Regions from separate parts of the Mus musculus genome. Here region 1 is linked to region 2. A link is a contact called in ENCODE Hi-C data. All regions are on one chromosome and are shown on one strand. Each heading gives the region's core, a stretch centred on a gene start or an enhancer-like site at or near the end of the contact. The rest is flanking DNA. Distances are from core to core; before and after follow the strand shown. Region 1 overlaps Kif28 (kinesin family member 28). Region 2 holds the start of Asb1 (ankyrin repeat and SOCS box-containing 1).

The links. Hi-C counts contacts between places; a loop is a spot of excess contacts on that map.
Region 1: a map of T-helper 2 cell shows a loop between it and region 2 (76-fold over the local background). The contact joins the enhancer-like site here to the promoter of Asb1 in region 2. A Hi-C loop is called at or near these places in 3 of 37 maps with a recorded cell type or tissue (T-helper 1 cell, T-helper 17 cell and T-helper 2 cell).

Annotation. Positions count from the first base shown.
Region 1 is chr1:179,706,494-179,711,943 of GRCm38, reverse strand. It overlaps Kif28 (kinesin family member 28), which reads left to right. Exons shown (of 23, transcript NM_001370897.1): 12 at 599-653; 13 at 2,470-2,593; 14 at 3,403-3,547. Among named protein-coding and RNA genes, the nearest start is that of Kif28, 36 kb to the left of the region's middle. Within about 2 kb of position 2,344, at least 1 of the 3 ENCODE cell types and tissues checked has a DNase peak (open chromatin) inside an H3K27ac peak, as active enhancers do.
Region 2 is chr1:91,539,053-91,544,104 of GRCm38, reverse strand. Asb1 (ankyrin repeat and SOCS box-containing 1) reads right to left here and starts at 3,540. Exons shown (of 5, transcript NM_001039126.2): 1 at 3,241-3,540. The coding sequence starts at 3,292.

The sequences.
Region 1 (5,450 bases), core at 1,095-3,594, about 88 Mb before region 2:
CATTCAAGATGTAGCATAGTTTGGAATTTCTTTCCTCGGTGCATGTTATTGGTTCATCACCCAAATGTGGTCACATCACATTTTTGTCTAATGGTTCCCGAGGAGGTGGCAGCCTTTGGAATAGCTCTCCATTACGTGTGCTACTGAATGGGTTGGAATGCAGAGCCCAGAGTTGGGCTGACATCTGTACTCTCCTCCCGGCCGCTATGCGTGTCTAAGATGGGTGTTGGGAGGACAGCCAGACCCACTCAGGAGCTGCAGGGGACACTGTGCACCTCAAGGGGCCAGCCACCACAGTAAAAGAGATTCTAAGAGGAGAGACCCAGCCTCAGTGGGTCACTGAGAACTAAGGCCCATGAAGAAGGTGACACTGTCAGAAAGTTGGCAATCCCAAGGAGGGAAAAGCAGAAAGTAAAAGAATTATACATAAAGCAGCGTCATATCTGGGTGTTATGATTGACAGCTCCAATGAGGAAAACAGATTCTTTGTCTGCTCTTACTGAGGAAAGAAATGCCACTTTCAAACTATCAGGGATATTACCTTATCAAGGCCAAAGGATGATAATTTTTAAAGATAAACCGTCCTGACTCTTTCCAGGCTCCTGTGATGTTGGTCGAGCTGCCTCAAACGCCATCTGCCTTCAAGGCCTGGGGTAAGGACAGCACCTGAGTCCTGAACTCGAGGACCAGGACTTCTCAGCCTGGACATCTGTCTTGTTTGGGTTTGGCTTTTTTGTAGATGGGATCATACTATGTAGTTCAGGTTGGCTTCAAATACAAAATCCCCTGCCTCCTCCTGGGTGCTAGATTGTCAGGTTTATGCCAACGTGCTTGGCTGGAGAAGATTCTGGAAAGATATCTAGTCATGGGTAAGGCAGACTTAAGTCCAGTTGGATGGGCAATATTTCAAAGTTCCCAGGCCTCCCTCAGCATCCTCTCCAGTGCTCACGAGAGAGTGGTCCTGGAAGTGCAGTGTGGTGCATACTTCCTGTTTCTTTATGCTCCTTTTGGGAGATAAGGGACAGCAATGGTTAGAGCCTATAAGGCAGAACTCCACAGCAGAAGCAAGGTGACCGAGCCAGAAACAAGGGGAGAGGAAAGACCACGCACACTGTGAGGGTCTTTCACGACTGTACCTCTGGGTGACTGTATCCTCAGGTGTCTGTGTCTGAAGCTCTCACTGAAACAGCTTTAAAAATTAATTTAGGCCGGGCGTGGTGGCTCACACCTTTAATCCCAGCACTCGAGAGGCAGAGGCAGGCAGATTTCTGAGTTCGAAGCCAGCCTGGTCTACAGAGTGAGTTTCAGGGCAGCCAGGGCTATACAGAGAAACCCTGTCTCGAAAAAACAAAACAAAAAACAAAAAAAAAAATTAAAAAATACATATATCTGTTTTAATTGACACCATAGTTATGTACATTTGTTTTTAAAAAAAGATTTATTTACTTATTTTATGTATATGAGTACACTGTAGTTGTACAGATGGTTGCAAGCCATCATTTGGTTGCTGGGAATTGAACTCAGGACCTCTGCTCGCACCAGCCCCACTTGCTCCAGCCCAAAGCTTTATTTATTATTATACGTAAGTACACTGTAGCTGTCTTCAGATGCACCAGAAGAGGGTGTCAGATCTCATCACGAATGGTTGTGAGCCACCATGTGCTTGCTGGGATTTGAACTCAGGACCTTAGGTAGAGCAGTCAGTGCTCTTAACCACTGAGCCATCTCTCCAGCCTCAATTATGTACATTTGTATCTACAGTGTGAGCTATAGTCTCTATTGTACAATGGTTAGCCATCAGAGATACCAGGGATTCTGAAATGTTCAGCTAATGAATTTGAGTATTATAATCCTATGCTACAGAACACCAGGAGTTCTCTGTCAGCTCCACCCCTCTGGCCATTAACCATTTCCTCACAACCTCTCTGGCTACGGTAACAACTCTTCTTTGCTTCTTTGAGATAAGTGTTTTGTCCTCCCCATATGGGTGAGAATGGAATACTTGTCTTTCTGGATGTGGACCTGGTTCATTATGGCCTCCAGTTACATCCACGTTGCTGACCTCAGGGGAATCTTCCTGGCCAAACGGTTTCCCCATGGTGTACATATACCATGTTTATCATCTGTTGGTGGGCACGGGGGTTTATTCCATAGCTTGGCTGTTGAAACACTTTCTTTTCTCCATTGATAGTTTTGTCTTTTGGTTTTTACGTCTGGAGGTTCCTGGCAGCTGTAGGTCTTCAGCTGGGGTTCGTTCCAGGACTAGAATAGCATCCTCACTGTCTGCCAGCTCCCTGCACACACACACCCACACATACCATGGCTGGGCCCGGCAGCCTCCAATAGCACTGTGTGGTGTTGGGGGGGTGGGTGCAGCAGGAGCTTCCCCACTGGCCACAGCTGTGGATCTCATTGTGCAACCCAACCAGCCATAATCTACCGGGTGACTGCATCAAACTCCTGTCTTAGAATTTCAGATAAACATGCTTCCTTCGTGAATTTGGATGGTAAAGTGACAGTCGCACCACACAGCAAGTGCAAAGTCATTGTTAATGGGGTACCAGTCACCGGCAGGACAAAGCTGCAGCATTTGGTAGGTCACAGCAGTGCCTCAGTGATACCCTCAAAATGGTGGTCGGGGGTGGGTAGGGGTGGCTCTCTTGTGAAATGTCTCCTGTCACAGAGAGAGGGGCTGGCCTGGGCCTGGGGCTTCCCATCTCTGCCAGACTGCAAAGGCTGAGGTGAGAGACCCGTTCTCTACCTGCTGAGTCTTGGGAACATTACTTGAGTTCTCTGAACATCACTCATAATTGAAGGAAGATGGAAATGGAGGATGCTCTCCAAGATCCTGCCCAGTGCTCACATTTTATGGTATCCGAGGCTTAAAAGAACCTGTCCTTGGGAGCAGCATAGTGTCTACTTAAGACAGTCCCTCTTTGTCCCTATTCATTCTGCCACCCTCCATGGAGTTCCTTCCTCCACAGTGGTTACCCTGATGTCCTTTCCCTCCACTGATCAGTACACACAGAAACCATAAGCCTCCTTTTAGAATCACAAGGTGTGCCCTCCCTAGCTTCACTGTCCAGCACATGCCCCATCCCCAGGGCTTCCCTTTAGCAGGCCAGCAGCAGTGTGGTCTACCTTACCCGCCCCTTCCCCCCAACATCTGCTCTTAAGTCTTCTACCCTCTCTGAGGACTTCTGAAACCCTAATCCGAATCAGACCCAGGGGACACTCCACAGAACCCCTGTGTTTTTCTTCTGAGGTTCTGACCACGCTGGTTCCACTCCTGGAAGAGGGCTGAGCCCGGGTGGTGATGGAGGGGAAAGAGTTCCAAGATCTCTGTGGCTGGCCTAGAAGCCTGGGCCCTGCAGCAGGCCAGGCCTTTGCTTTCCCTCCCAGGACCGCATCATCCTGGGGTCCAACAGTGCCTTCCTCTATGTCGGATTTCCCTCCGAGCGAGGTGCTGAAGACCTGAGCAGATTCGACTACGACTTTTTCCAGCTGGAGCGGGCTGCAGCCGAGGGCGTGAGTGTGGCCACGCTTGGTAAGTGCTCTGGGTCCGCCTCAGGCATTGGCCTGTGCAAACACAATAGCAACTGCTTTCACGATGTCAGAGTACAGCATGCAGAAAGTTAAAATGTGAGCTTGTTCTCTGTCTCTCTCTGTCTCTGTGTCTCTGTCTCTGTCTCTGTCTCTCTCTCTCTCTCTCTCTCTCTCTCTCTCTCTCTCTCTCTCTCTCAATGCATGCTGGGGATAGAACCCAAGGCTGTGTGCTCTTGCATGCTAGACAAGTGCCCTACCACTGACCTTACATCCCCAGCCCCCAAATATGGTCTTCATAGAAATAGGGAACTGAATATACGTCACAGGTGTGTTTAGCTCATTAAACCTGCCCTTAGGGATGAGGGTAAATGTAGCCCAAGGCGATGAACCTTGATGTGGGGGCAAGGTTTTACTGTTTCCTACAGCGAGTGGAGGCAAGATGCTCAGGTGAAATCAGCGGGTTAGATGAAGGCCTTCAGCCAACAGGGGACGGCGTGCATTGAGAGCCTGCTCTGGGCTGGAAAGATGGTGATGGGCAAAGTCCAGGCCTTGGTCTGGAAGAAGTTGTAGCTCTAGGTTTCTGAGTGGAAGATACTCCCTTGCCCCTCAGCTCACCCTCTACCCCTTTACTATCCAGGATTCCTCAAAGGTGAGTGTATTAGAGGCTCCACCCTCTGCCCATTCTCCTCCCTTCCCATCTCTCCTCCCCCAGCGCAGAGTCATGTGCACAGGATTGGCTGGACCCTACTGAGGTCTTTGTGATACGCTAGCTTCTCAGGGGTAAGCACCTATACCCTGTTTGCCTTAATCAAGCCTCAGGTGAGGAGCAATGAGGCACTGAGATTACAGGTATCAGCCACCATACCTAGCTTTGTTTTCAGATCTCACTCAGTAGCCAAAGCTAGCCCAAGACTTACCATGTAGCCCAAACTGGTATCAGTGCGTTAACCTGTCTCAGCCTGCGGGATTGGGATTACAGATGTGTGGCACCATGCCCATGTTCCACTGGAGTTCTTGATATAAATCCAAGACCAGGGTTAGTGAGACAGCCTCATGCTTAAGAAAGCTAGCTTCATAGCCAAGAGGACATGGGTTTATACCACCATCCATTCATGGGACAGAGACAAGGAGGTGGCTGGGGCTTAGTGGCTGCATGTCTAGGTTCGTGGAGAGATGCTGCCTCAAGGGAATAACGTAGAAAACAGGAGAGGAGGACACTTGACATCTTCCTTTGGTTTCTGCTTGTGAAAGACTCCGAGAGGAGCCCCTCGCTCAGGCCTCAGGACAATAGCGGACACCCAAGAACTCACGACAGACCGAGCTTGTTGCAAACCACATGAGGTTTTATTCGGGGAAAGCCAGAGCTCTGGGGACGACTCATATCCCACGCAGGGGCAGAGGAGTCGACCTCGAGGGGAAAGAGTTCCCAGTTTTTATAGGCCCTCAGGGGGGAAAGGAGAAGGAGGAGATTAAGGGATTTCCAGATCTAAACAATGTCTATTCTCAAGAAATGGGTATGGGAGGGGTACGAGGAAAGAGTCTAATGAAGGTGCAGCAATGGGCACACACCTGGTCAGAACATTGGCAGACACACAGGTTCAAGGAGTGGCCAGAGCATTGTGCACCTCTATTTTTCTAAATCAGTGAAGCTAGTTCTGCTAACACTGACGTCTATCTTGCCAATTTCAGGGCTTCTGTGTCCTTTTACATTCTTCCAGGATCTTTCACTTGCACATGCATGCACACACACACACACACACACACACACACACACACACACACATAAGCAAGATAACCCACCTTCTCATTTTGTTTTTTATAACTGTGCAGAATGTCTTCCCAGCGTACAAATAGTGGTGACAAGAAGGTCATCTAACCCCAGGCTCTGGGCTGATGCACTCCTG
Region 2 (5,052 bases), core at 2,291-4,790:
GACCAAACAGGATGCTTTGCCTTTCTCCAGTGGCTCCCTCCTGCTAGCCACACAGAGAACATTCAAATTCCCAGAAAATAATTTAAAAGAGAAAGCTGGAAAGTTTCCCTTTTTAAACTAGCACATTCCTGACACCAAACCCAATAAGATTTTTTTTTTCTAAAAAAAATAAAAGAAAAAAATGTGATGGTCTGTTGAACAAGGAAAAATATAACAGTAGTACAAACTGAAGTTTGAAATATTATGCCAAAAAAAAAAAACCCAGCATGAAATTACTCTAATTTATATCATGTATGTAAGAAGATGTTTAAATTGGGGCATTTGAAAGGAGAATGGTAGTCATCTCCTTTACTGTAAAAATAGCTGGTTAGCCAAAAGCCAAGGGCCAAGCAAGGGTTGTTTTCCTGGAAGGTGAATGAGTTCCATACCACACTGCTCTGTAAAATCGTCACAATGTGTCTTGATAAGAGACAATTCAGCAGAGTACAACTGTCCCCACAGTGTTCATGACTGTGAACTAAACACATCTCTTTTCTTTATAGTTAGACTATCTCAGGGAGTTTACTGTATCAGTGAAAATGAAATAACAAGGAATAAGCCTCAAAGGTATACCTTTATTTGTTTGTATAGAAATTACAGTTCAAGAGTCTGGAGAGATGGCTCATTTGGTAGTGTGTGCCACACAAATATAAGCCCTGAAGCTCAGATCCCCAACAACCATATAAAAGATAAAAAGCCAAGACCAGTTACACATCCCTACCATTCCAACGTGGGTAGGAGAGGCAGAGACTGGAGGATGCTTAGGGTCATGGATCCCTGGGCAGGCTGGCAGCTAGATTAGCCAAATACATAAGCCTTGATTCAAAAATAAGGTGGAGTAAGAAAAACACTAAATGTTGACCTCTGAGCTCCATACATACACACACACACACACACACACACACACACACGAGAGAGAGAGAGAGAGAGAGAGAGAGAGAGAGAGAGAGAGAATCATACCTCAATAAAATAGAAAACTAAAATATATGTGCATAAATACAAGTCCAACCTATACAACAAAAAAAATAGAAGTGAATAGAAAGACTGTATCATGTACTAGGATGAGATTCAATATTAGAGAAATTCTCAGGGTTCCCTATAAATATAATGTATCCAGTTTCTTCAGAAATTTGATATCAGATATACCAAAATGATTTCAAACTTGTATTTGTAGATATACATAAGGGAAAATAGCTTTTGTTGCTGTTTTAGTAAGAATAACAGGTGGAAGGAACCCTACCATACTAGATAACAAAACTCTCACCAGACTAGAAAGAAAACAAAAACAAAAAGCAGAATCAATTCTCCAGGAAGACTTTAATCTTAATATAAACAGCTCAACTGTAATAAGCAGGCATAAAATCAGAGTGAGACATACAGCCAGTGGAAAGTAGTTGAACAATTAATCACCTACTTGGAAATACATCTTTGCTCACATCACAGCCCAAACTAACTCCAGGAGACTGAAAAGCTTTATTAAAAGCATTGCACCAACAGGTGAATAAAGACAGCACAAATTCTAACTGCTTGGATTCAAGTCTCCCACCCTGTGGGGATGTCCTAGCATGTTACCAAACATATCCCTTCACAGGCAGGCTTTTTCTAGTCGCTGATGTGTTTCCATATTTGAATACAATATCCGTTGAGCCCCTACAGATTCTCCTATAGGTACACGGTGGTGACGACTAAGTATCCTTGCCCTCTGCGGCCTGAAAGTCCATTGACTGGGCTGAGACCAAGGCAGCACAAGGTTCACAAAAACCTATTCGGTTCACTCTGGTGCACAGCAGACCAACAGGCAGGCATCTATCTAGCCTGGAAATGGATCTGTAAGGCGCTTCCAGGTCCTCCTTTCATCACTGTAACTACAGCACAGTATAAAAATTTAAAGCCAGAGTTGGGGAGGATTCAGATGTACCGGGTAACTGTTAGGAAAATGGCTGGCACCAGAGGACTTCGGAAAGTCTCTGGACCCCCTTAGCTCACCTCTCCTCTACACTCCCAGCCCAGGCCAACAGACCTTCAGAATCTCCTCCAGTTCTAGAGCCGAAAGCCATTTCAATTTCGGACTTCTCTGATCATCTAATCCAACTACCCACTGAAGACCTGTGCCTCTACCCAAGCTGGAAACACACAAACAGAACAGACACTAAAACAACACTGGGGTCGGGGTGGGGTGCAAAACCACTTTTTCTTCCACAGGACTATTCTGTACCTTAAGAAATAGCTACCCTTTGACCAACCACCTCTCTCCCATTTCTCATTCCTGCATGACAGGTCAATCCACTCAAAGATCTTGTCTGTCCCTGAGATCAAATTCAATGACAACCAAAGCTCTTGGTGGTAGAGGCCTTGCCTTGCTTTTTCATGTCACCCCGATAGCCCCAGGTGAGTCAGGCCAATAGGACATCATCCACAAAGTTTGTTGAATTGATGGAGGGAGGAATGACAAGAGACTGTACCAACATTGTGGCTTTCTCAGATTTTCTGCATACAGAAGAGAGCTCAGTGAACTCTAAAATCAGAGATGGGTGCAGAAGCACACCTACCAAACACCTACCAGCAGGTTCAGAAAGACCCCAAGGTGGACGCCGTACCAGGAAACTCTCCTGGGAATTGTTAGTTCCATTGTAGCAGCACTGCAAAGTGGAGCAGCTTTAAGGCAGGTGGCAAGTGTCACCCTTTTTCTGCAGGTGGGTCAAGCGCCCCTGTAAGAGTTGTGGCACTAGCAAGCTCTCTGGGGACAGCACTGTCGTTAAGGTGGGTGGAGGTGGGGCGGAGGACGTTTGTCCAGTAGCTACTGCGCTGACTGGCTGGCGGGATGGGGAAAGGGAACCTGTCCGCACGAAGGCTGACCTCTGAGGGCCCTTACTGACCAGTGAGCTCATACCTGGAAGAAGATCCGAACCCCATGGTCCAGCCAGGGTCATCGCTGACGGGGATGGGCTAACAGGGTGGCAGTTACAAGGCTAGCTCCACCAGAAAGAAACCTCCGTGGGAGGGATGTCCACGAGAGGCCAGGCAGGAGCGGGGGCGCGCGCCTAGGGCCGCGCGGAGCCTAACGTCCACACTTACTGACCCCGGGCGCGATTCCTCGGATCTGGCCTGCGAGGACCGAGGACCCGAGTCCCGGACGCCCAAGGGACACTCTGACCCCAAGACGCAACCCCGCTCCCTACTACCCCTAGCCGCGCACGTTACCTGCGGGTCCCGGGCCGGCCCGTCCATCGGGGCCGGTCCCGCCCTCCGCCATGCCTACTTGGTCCTCAGCCTCCGCCCTGACCCCGCCGCCTGTCCACCTCCGCAGCAATCCTGTCAGAGAGCAACGCTGTCAGAGAAGCACCGCCGGCGTTTCCGGCAGGTGGGCGTGTCCAGGGCTCGGCTTCCGGGGAGTATGAGCCTCCTTTTCGTACTTCCTGCTCCGGACGGAGGGTGCTGGGGTCTCCACTTCCGGCCTGGCTAACGGACTTGATTGCTGATTAGCGGGGTTGACCAAACTGCGTCTCCCGAGGCAACAGCAGCAGCTTCTGGGGAAACGCCTTTCCTCTGGGGGCGGAGGCTTATTTGCATGCCTCAGGAACTCCTGGTTGGTCGATTCTGTTCCCGCCCACTGGAGGGCGGGACGTGGGCGGGACCGTTACGGCCCAGTGGACTGTGGTCCGCTATCGCAGCGGCTGAAGGGTGTTGAGTGACGTGGGGCTGCGCTGCTGTCCTTTCTACGAGACTCCAAACGGTGCCTTCCGAGTCGGTGACTTGCAAAGTTGTGTTAGACGAAGGCAGCCCAGAATGTCTCCATGGAGCCAATAGTGTCTGTAACTTGGTCAAGGCGTGTTGACAGAGTGGCTTTCCCTCAAGCACTCCCGATTTTACATCGGTCACACTGTGTGCGTTGCGTTACGAACAGTTCTTAAGCATGGACGCTGTCGGGTCCTTTCATTCTCCTCTACACAACTTAGGGAAGGTACCTTGCAGGGGGAGGACCCCAGTGGACCGGGGGGAGACCGCGCCTTAAGGAGACAGAAGCGCCCCGCTGTCCTGTGAGATGGAGGCAAGGCCACAGTCTCCAACACCGCGGCTGTGACTTGTCTGCATCTTTGTGTGGTCATGGCACACCAGCTGGGAGCTAGCGACTATAGGTGCCCAACAAATCCTCGTGCCCAGACTGGCTCAGTTGCACAGGTCTGTGGAGCTGTGTGAGGCATCCTGGAACAGAGCCACGGGCTCTGAGGGTTTTGAGGGGAGCGGGGAGATTCCTGCAGTGGTGTTTGGTCTTGATAACACCGTTGGCACGAGGGACAGGTGACACCAATGACGCTGCAAGGCAAAGAGCCAGAGGTGGCTCAGCCTTATGGCTCTGCTCCACGGCTGCACATCCCTGGCTGGGATACCTCAAGGGTAAAACCACCCAAATGCGCATCAAAATGTGGTGTCGTGGCCATCCATATATCCTTTAAAAAGCCTCTGCCCCAGGTTACAACATGGCCAACCCTGGAGGATCTCTGCTCAGTGAAATAAGCCAGCAATAACGAACAAATAATGCACTCTTCCACACATAGGTCACTAAAGGAATCAGCTTCGGAAACAGAGTGGAATAGTAGGTGTCAGTTTGCTTCCAGAAAAGGGAGTGTCACGGGTGAGGGGACAGAGATAAAACTCCAGGCTGTCACCCTAGCCTGAGAACTTCGTTGAGACCAAAACTCAAGCAAAACTGGACTTACTGCTTTGGCTCGGGAAAAAAAAAATTTGTTAAGACTAATGGAAGCAATGTTGAGGTTTTATTTAAAATACTTTAACATTAGACTTTAACCTAAAGACTTAGAAGAGAGGTACTATGGAAGACACACCCAAGTATAGCTCCTCAAGGGAGTCACAATCCTTAGCACTAGCTACTATATACACCATTTTGATGGCTCTCAACTTAGATCTCAAGAGTACTCAGAAACTAACACTCTCTCTCTCTCTCTCTCTCTCTCTCTCTCTCTCTCTCTCTCTCTCTCTCTCTCGTGTTTGTGT